Linked DNA regions of Homo sapiens: region 2 is linked to region 1. The links are chromatin contacts, found by Hi-C or POLR2A ChIA-PET in ENCODE. All regions are on one chromosome and are shown on one strand. Each heading gives the region's core, a stretch centred on a gene start or an enhancer-like site at or near the end of the contact. The rest is flanking DNA. Distances are from core to core; before and after follow the strand shown.

Region 1 (6,972 bases), core at 3,824-6,323:
ACGCACATCCGCTGACCACGTAAAAGCCAGGCCAGAAGCTAGGCTCTTAGCCTAGCTAAGGCTAGGTTTTCTCAGTGCCTTTCTGAGCCATATTGGAGCCTGAAAAAAAAAAAGAGAGAGAGAATATTGGCAATACTAATCCTGTTTTTTTTTGTTGTTGTTGTTATTGGTTTTTTGTTTGTTTGTTTGTTTGACAGAATTTCTCTCTGTCGCCCAGGCTGGAGTGCAATGGCATGATCTCAGCTCACTGCAACCTCCACCTCCAGGGTTCAAGCAATTCTCCTCCTTTAGCCTCCCAAGTAGCTGGGACTACAAGCATGCATCACCACACCCAGCTAATTTTTACATTTTTAGTAGAGATGGGGTTTCACCATGTTGGCCAGGCTGGTCTCGAACTCCTGACCCCAGGCGATCCACCTGCCTCAGCCTCCCAAAGTGCTGGGATTACAGGCATGAGCCACCATGCCCAGCCACTAATCCTGTTTTTAAACTTTGGTATTTTTATTTATAATGAAATATTTTGCATTAATTTTGATGTTTAGAAATATTGTATTAAGGCCAAGCATGGTGGCTTATGCTTGTAATCCCAACACTTTGAGAGGTCGAGGTGGGAGGATCACTTGAGGCCAGGACTTCAAGACCAGCCTGGGCAATAAAATGAGACCCCCATCTCTACCAAAAAAAGAAAAGAAAAGTTCTTTTAAATTAGCCAGGCATGGTGATGCGTACCTGCAGTCCCTCCTACATGGGGGAGGCTGAGGCAGGAGGATCACTTGAGCCCAGGAGTTTAAAGCTGTAGTAAGCTATGATCACACAACTGCACTCTGGTCTGGGTGACAGATAGAGATCCTGTCTCAAAAAAATTTATCTATATTCATTACTAATATTTTTGGCTCCCCCTTAAATGTGCACTGGAAGCAAGTGCCTCTCCTGCCTCACTCTGGTCCTGGCCCTGATGAGATTCAGCCCAGCTGATGGAACTGGTCAATTCACCTGGTTGATGATTTTTTTCAGAAAGAAAGAGTGAAAGCTCTAAAAATAATCTTTAAAAATCAAAGTCTATTTTTTTAAATGTGCAATTCTACTAAAATAATTAAGAAAGGAGTGAAATTCTCAGCCACAAAAAGAAACCAAATTTAGACACAATTCAAATCCTTTATCTTCTGACAAAGCCAAGGTACTTCACCTTCTCAGCCACCAGGTGTCTCTGTAAACTCCCTGCAGGCCTCTGCACAGGGCACTGCAGATAACGTCATATGTGAAATCTGCTGTTTTTAACCAGCTCTAAAGAGACAGCACATACAAAGAAAAAAAAAACAGCTTGAAATATAACAGCTTCAAATACCAAATTTACAGTGATCCGTCCATTTATCCAGGATTTCTGGCTAATAGCCAAGTGCTTATGATAATCAAATCTATTAACAGATTTAAGCTAAGAAATAGATTATTAGAGTCAAGTTGTCCTAATCAATACACTTTCTAGAATGTTCCTGCTTTATTGTTTTCTCGTATCTTATCTGGATTAATTTCTAACGGAGTATAATTCTGCAAGATCAAAATAGAGTATTCCAGGAACTAACTCTTCCCCTGGTTTGGAGGACTGGATTTTACCCAATTCTTTAGGGTAGAGAATTTTTTGTTGTTTTTGTTTTTGTTGAGGCAGAGTCTCACTCTGTCGCCCAGGCTGGAGTGCAGTGGCACGCTCTCGGCTCACTGCAACCTCCACCTCCCGGGTTCAAGCGATTCTACTGCTTCAGCCTCCCGAGTAGCCAGGACTGCAGGCGCGCAACACCACGCCAGGCTAATTTTTTTTATTTTTTGTATTTTTAGTAGAGACAAGGTTTTACCATGTTGGCCAGGCTGGTTTTGAACTCCTGACCTCAAGTGATCCGTCCGCCTTGGCCTCCGAAAGTGCTGGGATTACAGGTGTGAGCCACCGTGCCCAGTCCTGGGTAGGGAATTTTGAAAACAATATTTAAACCTTTTGTTTATGTTTAAAAAAAATCAGTGCATGAAGTGCTATGGGAGGCCCAGAAAACAAAGTAGTGGGAAGGTTGTACTATTCTTTCAAAGTAAGTTTACCTCGGCTTGTTGTCATCCTTTCCCTTCACATCCTCACCTCACCCCTCAGAAGAAAATGTAACACTTCAGTGAACAGACCATTTCCTCTGAATTTAACATTTTTGTGAGTTAATTCTGCAAATAAGCACTTCGTTCAACACCGTGGGGGACCATCGATCCTTCTTCCAAAGGTCCGGGAAAATGACTCTTGGGAGAGACCTCTGTGATGAGACTCCATGAGCTTCTCTAGCCCGTCTAAGATAGCATTTGTTCTTCATTTTAAAATTGCTACTCATAACAATCCCAATAGGAACATGGCTAATGTTCACAGTGAGGTGCTCACTACTTATTTTAGTACAGTCATTTCTCTGGGTTTCCACGGCAGGAAAACTCCAGCTTTTCTCTTAACTTCCTACGCAATTCCTCCTCATCTGCTTCTTCCCTCAATGTTGGATTTCTCAGGATTCAGTCCCAAGCCTTCTTCTCTTGGTCAAGGTAGAAGAAAATCTTAGCAGTTATAATGAAACCTCAAACTATAAGAAAAGAGGGAGTAATAGTGGGTTCCATGATGCCAAATTAGTTGCATGTCCTGAAGAGGATTGCCAGCCACAGGCTCCATCCCTCATATCTAGGTAGCTGCATCCTTTCTATGAGTCATCTGGGCTTTAAATGGCCATCAGATCACAGGAGGTTTCGTTCAAATGCAGATTCTGAGTCAGGAGGCCTGACTGAGGCTGAGATTCTGCATCCCACGTGATATAGATGCTGCTGGCCCATGGACCACACATTGAGTAGCAAGGTTTAGATGATCATATAATTATAATGAGATATTGATAAAACATACCTAAATTATCAATCACACCAACAGATCAAATCAATATATAATAATGGCTGAACTGGGATAGGGAAGCTGATTTTGAAAAATTTAAAGAATATATGCTTCTGGTTTCCAAAACTCAAAATCTATTCGAAGAGAAAAGGGACCTAAAAGTTCCATGAAATCAGAAACAAGATTCTGTTTTTTCAAAGGGCCCAACCTAAAGATTGATTGTGGCAGGGCGCGATGGCTCACGCCTGTAATCCGAGCACTTTGGGAGGCCGAGGCGGGCGGATCACCTGAGGTCAGGAGTTCAAGACCAGCCTCAACATGGAGAAACCCTGTCTCTACTAAAAATACAAAATTAACCAGGCGTGGTGGTGCATGCCCGTAATCCCAGCTACTCAGGAGGCTGAGGCAGGAGAATTGCTTGAACCCGGGAGGCAGAGGCTGCAGTGAGCCGAGATTGCCCCACTGCACTCCAGCCTGGGCAACAGAGCAAGATTCTGTCTGAAAAAAAAAAAAAAAGCAATGTTATGTCATAATTTCTGTAATCTTTGTGATAACTAGTATGTTTTGCCAGTTTTTAAAGGCTTTTAAGGTATTTAAGATCCAATGGATTTGTGTTGTAATTTTAATCAAGCAAAAAACCAAAAAAACGAACTTAATTTAGGCATGCAATTAACACTTAAATGTTTGGGAAAAAATATTTTCTTAAAAGCATAAGTTTTACTTTATTAGTTATAAATATACTACACACATAGAGAAATGCTGACTGTTGACTAAAAGAATGCTAATTGCTTCACAAATTTATGAGAAGGTCTTGCCGACCTTGTAGTATATCAAACGTGTCAAGTTCCTGCCAACGCAAGATTTCTGCAGTTCCTTTCTCCTAGAATGTGCTTCTCCAACCTTTGCTTGCCTATTTGTGTGTCTGTGTGCTTAATGACTCTTTTATCTTGGATTGTGAATTCTGTGACCATGGAAACAGTTTACCATGGTAATCTTTATACCTCTGCAAAGGTTGCTGGTATTATCCCATTTACAGAAGGCAGGCTTGGAGAGTTTTAAGTAGCATGTCCAAGTTGCAGTGCTGGGATAGAACCGAGGTCTTTCTTACTTGTGAGTCCATGAACATTATTGTGACACTGAGTTCAATAAACAGTGATCACTGATTGAATGCTGCTCAGGTCATCTGCTGTGTTCTGCAAACGCAAAGTCACAGAATTATGGGACCTCCCAGAGCTCTCCTTGAAAAGAACATTTGGGGCAAAACTTTAAACACTACTCCCTTGAAGAGCCAATCATAGAAAACACAATGAAAATATACATCTGTCATTTAGGCCTTAATATAAATTATGCCCCTTGCTCTTTACAAAAATCCATGGACTGATAAGAAAATGAAGGCTGTGCAAAGTGATATTTCCTAGCTTTTTGCATGGAAAGGCAGCATAGCATAGTTAGGAGTAGTGAAGAGTCCCTGAAAGGATTCTGGGTTCAGGCTGTCTGGGTTCAAATCATCGAATTGCCACGTTTTAGCTGGTGGCCTGGGGAAAGTTGTTTAAACTCTCTGTGTTCAGTTTACTCATCTCTAAAGGGGGCAGAACAAAGACTCTGTCATGAGGTTGTTCTGAGGATTGAATGAGGTGATACACATAAAAAGCTTACAACACTGACGACATCTCTAAAAGTAGAGAGCAAACATTTGCTTCATGTCTGATACTCTGTGACAGACGCTCAACTCATACTTGAACCCAGGACATTAGACTTGCATTTCTTTTCCACCGGATCAGACTATACTTCACCATCCATTTTGGCTAGAATGTGCTAACATTTTTGCCCTGCAGGCACGAGCTGCCCTCTGCGTAGCTCTCTTCCTCGTTTCCATGGCTGCATTTCTTTTTCCTGCGTAATTGAAAACCCCAACTGCAGAGGCAGGTTTATTTATAGCTGAAAAATTAGTGTTATTTAGCTTGAGCTTTTCTGCAACCATCAGTCCATTACTGTAAGAGCATCCACATTTACATTGCAACATCCTTCTGTTTTCCCAGTGCCCTGTAATTCTTAATTAGCTACTCAAAACAATGTTTATTGAATGTCTATAGAGAGAGAAACCTGATCCAGCCTTTTTACATCCAAAACCAGTATCTACCCAAAGCTCAGACTCTCACATACCAACCACTTCCTGGACAGCTCTGCTTGGAGATTCCATAGCATTTCAGATGTGGTCAAGTGGAACTCACTATCTTCCCCTGGCCTGCCATGGGTTCCTGGTTTTGATGAAGAAAGTCACCATTTCCCAGTCCCCCATGCCAGATACTGGGAGTTGTCCCAGATTCCCCTCACATACTACTACATCCCATCTGCTACCAGGCTCCATCAATCCTGTCTGCTAAGCCCACGCCATCCCTCTTATCACCCCAAACCCCTACAAGGTAGTATTTCCTGGACTATTGAAAACCATCTTGGGGCTGTTCCTTCTTCCTTCAGTCTCCTTTTCCTCTAGTCCCCACTCACACTGCTGTTACTTCAATGTTTTGGACTCTGACCATGTTACACTCCCCTGCCTGTATGAAATCCTCCCATGTCCCCCATCACCCACAGGATGAAGGCCCTGCTCTAAATCATGGCATAGGAGACCCTTCAAACTCTCTGTCCTGCCTTCCTCACCAGGTGCATCGCCTGCCATCCCACATAGCTTTTTTTCTCTTTTCTTTTCTTTTTTTCCCCTCTATTTATTTATTTATTTATTTATTTAAGACGGAGTCTGGCTCTGTCGCCCAAGCTGGCGTACAGTGGCACGATCTCGGCTCACTGCAACCTCCACTTCCCGGGTTCAAGTGATTCTCCTGCCTCATCCTCCTGAGTAGCTGGGATTACAGGCATGCATCACCACACCTGGCTAATTTTTGTATTTTCAGTAGAGACGGGGTTTCCCTATGTTGGCCAGGCTAGTCTCAAACTCCTGACCTCAGGTGATCTGCCCACCTAGGCCTCCCAAAGTGCTGGGATTACAGGCATGAGCCACCGCACCCGGCCCCACATAGCTCTAATAGCAAGGTGATTTGCTGCACTCTCTCGGGCCTCCATGCTGTTTCCATGTTGTCCCTCAGCCTGGAATAGTTGTCCCCTCCATGCCCAACCAGTGAACAGCTTCTCTTTCAAGTCTCATCTTGAAAATCACCTAATCGAGAAAGCCCTTTCCAACCTCCCAGGCAGAATTCCGTGCTTCCTCTCCTATGTTCTTGTGGTTTCTGGTACATACTTCTATCACAGTGCCCATCCCGTTACTCAACTGTTTACCTATTGTCTCCCCGGCCAGACTGAGCATCTCTCAGATGCTCCATTTGTCTTGGTATCCCCAGTATTTGATATACAAGAGGTGTCCAATAAATGCTCATGAAATACATGATTGTAGTGGTGAGAGCCAGGCCTGACAGAGATCTCTTGATTGGCAGTCACCCTCCTCCCATGCCACAATTCCCCAGGCAGTCTTGGCTGGCCTTCCCTGGGCAGTGACGCTTCTGGTGTCCGCGGTGAGAGGATGGTGGCAGCTGAGTGTCTTAACCTTAATGTGCACACACCTGTGCCAAGCATGGCTCCCTAAAGGGCAGCCTTAAGAGCAAGATGAAACAACCTTGGATGTAAATGCGCCTGGCAGAGAAACTAGCCCCACTGTGACCCAGCTTGTCAGAGTGGATCCCCGTTGCGGAACGGATGTGCTGTGTTTGGGAGCTGACAGATTCCAGTCAAAATGGAAGGACCTAAATGAATTTAGATTCCACCTTTGACCTAGCCTGGATGCAGAGGCTCATGCCTGTAATCCCAGCACTTTGGGAGGCCGAGGCAGGCAGATCACTTGAGATCAGGAGTTCGAGACCAGCCTGGCCAACATGGCAAAACCCCACCTCTACTAAAAATATAAAAATTAGCTGGGCGTGGTGGCAGGCGCCTATAATCCCAGATTCTCGGGAAGCTGAGGCAAAAGAATCACTTGAACCCGGGAGGTGGAGGTTGCAGTGAGCCGAGATCGCACCACTGCAGTCCAGCCTGGGCGACAGAGTGAGACTCTGTTTCAAAAAAAAAAAAAAAAT
Region 2 (6,654 bases), core at 3,422-5,921, 210 kb before region 1:
TATGTCTGCAAAATAAATGAGTTATTTGAAACTAAGAACAAGGTCAGCAAAATACAAGTGACACCTCAAGCAAAGAATGAAGTGGGCATTGAAATACCATACCAGAGGCTGGGCGCAGTGGCTCACGCCTGTAATCCCAGCACTCTGGGAGGCCAAGGCGGGTGGATCACCTGAGGTCAGGAGTTTGAGACCAGCCTGGCCAACATGGTGAAACCCCATCTCTATGAGGGGGAAAAAAAATATATACGAGGCCAGGTGTGGTGGCTCATGCCTGTAATCCCAGCACTTTGAGAGGTCAAGGTGGGCGGATCATAAGGTCAGGAGTTCAAGACCAACCTGGTCAACATGGTGAAACCCAGTCTCTACTCAAAATACAAAAAGTAGCTGGGGGTGGTGGCAGGCGCTGGTAATCCCAGCTACTCGGTAGACTGAGGCAGGAGAATCGCTTGCCCCGGGAGGTGGAGGTTGCAGTGAGCCGAGATCTCGCCACTGCACTCCAGCCTGGGCGACAGGGCTAGACTCCGTCTGAAAAATACAAAAACAAAAACGAAAAAAAAAAATACAAAAATTAGCCAGACGTGGTGGTGGGCACCTGTAATCCCGGCTACTCAGGAGGCTGAGGCAGGAGAATCGCTTGAACCCGGGAGGCGGAGGTTGCAGTGAGCTGGTATGTGCCACTGCACTCCAGCCTGGGTGACAGAGCAAGGCTCCGTCTCAAAAAAAAAAAAAAAAAAAGAAATACCATACCAGGCTGGTATGAAAAGGTGCTGAACACAAACCAGGCCTTTCAGTCTAGGCATGTCAGTACCCACTGATTTTTGTTCATCTATACCTGTGTAATCAGTGATTCTTGGAATCTTAAAATATTGGAGTTGTAAGGAACCCTAGAGGTCTTAAGAAAATAATGATGATTTACATTTACTGAGGGTTCACTATATGCCAGGCATAAGGAAGTCTTTTACTTGTATTATCAGTTTTACTTGTATAGCCTCATTTGATCTCTTCCATAATCTCTAAAGAAGGGGCTAGGATTCCTATTTTGTCAATAAGAAAACAGACTTAAAAGACAACAGGGAACTCACACAAGGTCATACAGTTCATGCATGGCAGAGCTGGCTCACATACCTACGTCAGTCTGAGGCGAGTTTGCATTTTTTTTTTTTTTTTTTTCTGAGACGGAGTCTTGCTCCATCGCCCAGGCTGGAGTGCACTGGCACGATCTCGGCTCACTGCAAGCTCCGCCTCCCGGGTTCACGCCATTCTCCTGCCTCAGCCTCCAGAGTAGCTGAGACTACAGGCGCCCGCCACCATGCCTGGCTAATTTTTTTGTATTTTTAGTAGAGATGGGGTTTCACCGTGTTAGCCAGGATGGTCTTTATCTGCTGACCTCGTGATCCGCCTGCCTCGGCCTCCCAAAGTGCTGGGATTACAGGCGTGAGCCACCGCACCCGGCCGAGTTTGCATTTTTTAACTACCAGCTCCTTAGAGGGCCAAGGGATTCTCAGAAAAAGGTATGTCCATCGACATTCTGACCAGGTCCCCAGGAGTTCGCTAACTCACAGTTCAGTGAAAATGACCAAAGGATGCATTGAAAATCATGGAATCTACACCCTGAATTTTAGCTATACGGAGTGTAATATGCAATTATAAAATGTATTGGTGGGTTCTATTTTGGCCTCTAGCTCCCACATCACTAAGGAACTTGCTGTAACCCTTAACCCAGGTGGCTAAGGGCACAGTGTGGATCCCAGCTGCTCTGCTGTCCCTTGAACTGTTTTTTCTCCAGGGCATCTTCTTGTGTTTCAAGTTTCAATCATGTTGTGAATTTTAAAAAATTACCAGGCTAGGCATGGTGGCTCAGGCCTGTAATCCCAGCACTGTGGGTGGCTGAGGTGGAAGAATCACTTCAGCCCACGAGTTCAAGACCAGCCTGGGCAACATAGTGAGACCCCATCTCTAAAAAAAAAATAAATTAAAAAATATTAGCCAGGCGCCAGGCATGGTGGCTCATGCCTGTAATCCCAGCACTTTGGGGAGGCCGAGGCATGTGGATCACCTGAGGTTGGGAGTTTGAGACCAGCCTGACCAACACGGGGAAACCACATCTCTACTAAAAATACAGAATTAGCCGGGCGTGGTGGTGCATGCCTGTAATCCCAGCCACTCGGGAGGCTGAGGCAGGAGAATCGCTTTAACCTGGAAGGCAGAGGTTGTGGTGAGCTGAGATCACACCATTGCACTCCAGCCTGGGCAATAATAGTAAAACTCCATCTCAAAAAAAAAAAAGAATTAACCAGGCATGGTGGCACGCACCTGTAGTCCCAGCTACTGGGGAGAGGGAGTGGCAAGGGTCTAGGATGCAAGGATCATTTGAGCCCGGGAAGTCGAGGCTATAGTGAGCCATGTTTTTGCCACTGCACTCTAGCCTGGGTGACAGACTGAGATCCAGTCTCAAAAAATAAAACAAAATAAGACAAATCAATTCACAGACAACACTTACTGAGACTCTGATTTAATTGGTCTGAAGGGGAGCCCAGGAATCAGTATTTTTTAAAAATGTATAGATAACCTCTGGTGTAAACTTTTGCTTATTGGCCTGATGAATGTCTTTGTATTGCTCTTTCCTACCTGAGAGCTTTTTTTTCCCTTCTTCTTTTTTTTTTTTTTTCTTTTGAGACAGAGTCTTGCTCTGTTTCCCAGGCTGGAGTGCAGTGGTGCGGTCTCAGCTCACTGCAACTTCTGCCTCCCGAGTTCAAGTGACTCTCCTGCCTCAGCCTCCCAAGTAGCTGAGACTACAGGCATGCACCACCACACCCAGCTAATTTTTGTATTTTTAGTAGAGATGGGGTTTCACCATGTTGGCCAGGCTGGTCTTGAACTCCTGACTTCAGGTGAACCGCCTACCTTGGTCTCCCAGAGTGCTGGGATTGCAGGTGTAAGCCACTGCATCTGGCCTCAGAGAGCATAATCTGTATTCCCTAGCAGCTGTTTTTACTATTGTTTTTCTTATAGTCTTCAAAGATGTATTGGGCTTTGAAAACCTTTTGGCTCCTAGGAAGAAGCTATTTCTGCTTGGTGGAGTCCTGTCTGAAAGTGAATTCTCTGTTTACACTGCCCCATTCATATCCTGTCCCATGAACTACAGCTACAGATCCTCTTTGTAACACTGCTCAGAATAGAAAGTTTAATTACTCTACCCCTAAAATTTTGCAGATTGCAAGAGGCTATAAGCTACTGGTATAGCCTAGAGATCAAGGGATCTTGTGTGGTGTTATGACAACTACTTCTATTTATATGTGATGTTCACTTTAAATATACACAGACATATCTGTACGTTAGTTGAAGGGGGTCTCAAAAATCTCATCTGACCTTTAATTAGACTCCAATAAGAAGTGGTTAAGACATTGACGTATGGGCCAGGCGTCTCAAAAAAAAAATGGAAAAAAATATTTAAAAAGAAAAAAAAAAGGAAAAAGAATAATATTTTTTTTAAAAAGGCCAGGCATGGTGGCTCACGCCTGTAATCCCAGCACTTTGGGAGGCTGAGGCGGGTGGATCATGAGGTCAGGAGATCAAGACCATCCTGGCCAACATGGTGAAACCCTGTCTCTACTAAAATACAAAAAATTAGCTGGGTGTGGTGGCACATGCCTGTAGTCCCAGCTACTCGGGAGGCTGAGGCAGGGGAATCACTTGAACCCAGGAGGTGGAGGTTGTAATGAGCCGAGATCGTGCCACTGCACTCCAACCTGGTGACAGAGCAAGACTCCATCTCAAAAAAAAAAAAAAAAAAAAAATGCCGGGCGTGGTGACTCACGTCTGTAATCCCAGCATTTTGGGAGGCTGAGGAAGGTGGATCACGAGGTCAGGAGATCGAGACCATCCTGGCTAACACAGTGAAACCCCGTCTCTACTAAAAATACAAAAAATTAGCCGGGCATGGTGGCTCCCACTTGTAGTCCCAGCTACTTGAGAGGCTGAGGCAGGAGAATCTCTTGAACCCAGGAGGTAGAGGTTGCAGTGAACTGAGACTGCGCCACTGCACTCCAGCCTGGGTGACAGAGCAAGACTCCATCTCAAAAAAAAAAAAAAAGATAAAAAAAAAAGAGAGAGATTGATGTATGGCAAAACCAAGGCTGGGAGTTCAGGCCCCACAGAATACCCAGGTCTAGAACTCCTGTCTTTGGAAGCTAATTCTCTTTTGTCCTCACCCCCCTGCCTCACTTAACGATATCTTTCACGGCCTTTCCTCTTCATTCGCACTACCATCTTCCTAGTTCAAGTCATAATGTTAATTCCTAAATTACTGCACTAGCCAGAGAAGGAGGAAAAAAACTGTAAGAAACCACATCAAAATGTCATCTGTGGTTGGTAGACATCTGATTTTAATTTTTTTATATCTGCTTTTCTGACATTTATACATTTTACATAATAAACAAGTTTTATTTTCCTAAAGGAAAAACACACATCATTACTGGCATAGCCTTCACCCTGGTATCTGAGCGCATGTCCATTGTACAACCTATCTGTGCCTAGCTATCAGAGTTGCCTTTCTAAAATGTGTTCTCCAGGCTCCTCTGAAACCCTCAGGGTGTCCTGGAATTTCAAAGTCATAACCCAGACCCACCCTTCCGCCTATCCCCTTATCTCCAACCACACCCAACCCAACCCTCTCTGCTTGGCAGGCCAGCATCCTCCTTGTCCTAGGACCAGGGGAGCTCCATTCAGCTCCTTCGCAGCTACTCTCCTCTATACAGAGAACCCCATACTCTTTGTCCTTTCCTCTTTATCTCTCCAGATGTTATCCTTTGAAGCTCAGCTAGTCTGTGGCCAGACCACCCTGATCACTCCCGATCTCATCTGAAGCTCACCTCAACTCCTTCCTTCTCCAGGTCACCTTTGTCACCTTTTTTAATCTGCATCGGGAATGGCAAACAGGTTTCGTTTTATGTAAACCAAGTCCATGCCATTGACAATGGTTGCATAGAGAATTCTATTTTATTTATTTATTCCAGAGTCTTACTCTGTCACCCAGGCTGGAGCGCACTGCCGCGATCATGGCTCACTGTAGCTTCTACCTCCAGGGCTCAAACAGTCCTCCTGCCTCAATTTCTGAGTAGCTGGGACTACACGCATGCACCCCCATGCCCAGCTAATTTTGTTTGCTTTTTGTAGAGACAGGTCTCACTATGTTGCCCAAGCTGGTCCCCAACTCCTGGGCTCCAAGGATCCTCCCACTTCAGCCTCCCAAGGTGCTAGGGTGGCAGGTGTGAGCCACCGTGCCTCGCCTTGCATGGAGAATTCTGAAAGCCTGCCCATGTTCAAAGGAAAAAGAGTCCTGTGATCATAGTGGTTTTTGCCATAGGCAAAAGAAGGAAAAGTGACAGAATGAATGTGACATATTTTTCATCCAGATTATAATAATTATTTTAGACCTGTGATGTCCAGTACGGAAGTCCCTAGCCACACATGGCTATTTAAATTCAGATTAAAAAGAAGAAAAATAGGGCTGGACGCGGTGCTTCACGCCTGTAATCCCAGCACTTTGGGAGGCCGAGACGGGTGGATCACAGGTCAGGAGTTCAAGACCAGCCTGGCCAATATAGTGAAACCCTATCTCTACTAAAAATATAAAAATTAGCTGGGTGCGATGGCGTGTGCCTGTAGTCCCAGCTACTTAGGAGGTGAGACAGGAGAATTGCTTGAAACCAGGAGGTGGAGGTTGCAGTGAGCTAAGATTGTACCACTGCACTACAGCCTGGGCAACAGAACGAGACTCCATCTCGAAAAAAAGAAGAAGAAAAATAATAATAATTTAATTAAAATTAAGTACAGAAGATGCTCCACCTAGAATTTTTAAACTTCATGATCGTCCAGGCATGGTGCCTCACACCTGTAATCCCAGCACTTTGAGAGGCCAAGGTGGGCGGATCACCTGAGGTCGGGAGTTCCAGACTAGCCTGGCCAACATGGTGAAACCCCGTCTCTACTAAAAATGCAAAAATTAACCAGGTGTGGTGGCACACGCCTGTAATCCCAGCTCATCGGGAGGCTGAGCCAGGAGAATCGCTTGAACCCGGGAAGCGGAGGTTGCAGTGAGCCGAGATCACACCACTGTAATCCAGCCTGGGTGATAGAGTGAGACTCCATCTCAAAAAAAAAAAAAAAAAAAAAAGGGGGTCTAATATCCTTAAAATCCATCGTGAAGTTTATTTACTTTTATTTTAATATTTATTTATTTATTTATTTATTTATTTATTTATTTATTTATTATTTTTTAGATGGAGTCTCGCTTTGTTGCCCAGGCTGGAGTGCAGTGGCACAATCTCGGCTCACTGCAACCTCCGCCTTCCGGGTTCAGGCAATTCTCCTGTTTCAGCCTCCCAAGTAGCTGGGATTACAGGTGTGTGCCACCACACCTGGCTAATTTTTGTATTTTTAGTAGAGAGAGGGTTTTGCCATGTTGGCCAGACTTGTCTCGAGCTCTTCGGGTGATCTGCCCACCTCAGCCTCCCAAAATGCTGGGATTACAGGTGTGAGCCACCATGCCCCGCCTTAGATGCTTTTTTTTTTTTTTTTTTTTTTTTTTTTGTGACAGAGTCTCCTTCTGTCACCCAGGCTGGAGTGCAGTGGCACGATCTTGGCTCACTGCAG

Evidence for each region. Hi-C counts contacts between places; a loop is a spot of excess contacts on that map. ChIA-PET counts read pairs that join two places held with the same protein, here RNA polymerase II (POLR2A). Pooled maps may share reads with other maps.
Region 2: a loop to region 1 is called in a map of ovary, with 2.6 times the contacts of the local background. The contact joins two enhancer-like sites. A Hi-C loop is called at or near these places in 1 of 168 maps with a recorded cell type or tissue (ovary) and 2 of 50 pooled maps. POLR2A ChIA-PET finds 5 or more read pairs at or near these places in 4 of 52 experiments (A673, GM12878, activated T-cell and 1 more).

What each region holds. Positions count from the first base shown.
Region 1 is chr4:40,319,837-40,326,808 of GRCh38, reverse strand. It overlaps LINC02265 (long intergenic non-protein coding RNA 2265), which reads right to left. Exons shown (of 4, transcript NR_121641.1): 3 at 1-99. Among named protein-coding and RNA genes, the nearest start is that of CHRNA9, 12 kb to the left of the region's middle. RefSeq lists an enhancer at 1,296-1,345. Within about 2 kb of position 5,073, at least 2 of the 41 ENCODE cell types and tissues checked have a DNase peak (open chromatin) inside an H3K27ac peak, as active enhancers do.
Region 2 is chr4:40,529,453-40,536,106 of GRCh38, reverse strand. All of the region lies in intron 2 of RBM47 (RNA binding motif protein 47), which reads left to right. Among named protein-coding and RNA genes, the nearest start is that of MIR4802, 31 kb to the right of the region's middle. Within about 2 kb of position 4,671, at least 2 of the 41 ENCODE cell types and tissues checked have a DNase peak (open chromatin) inside an H3K27ac peak, as active enhancers do.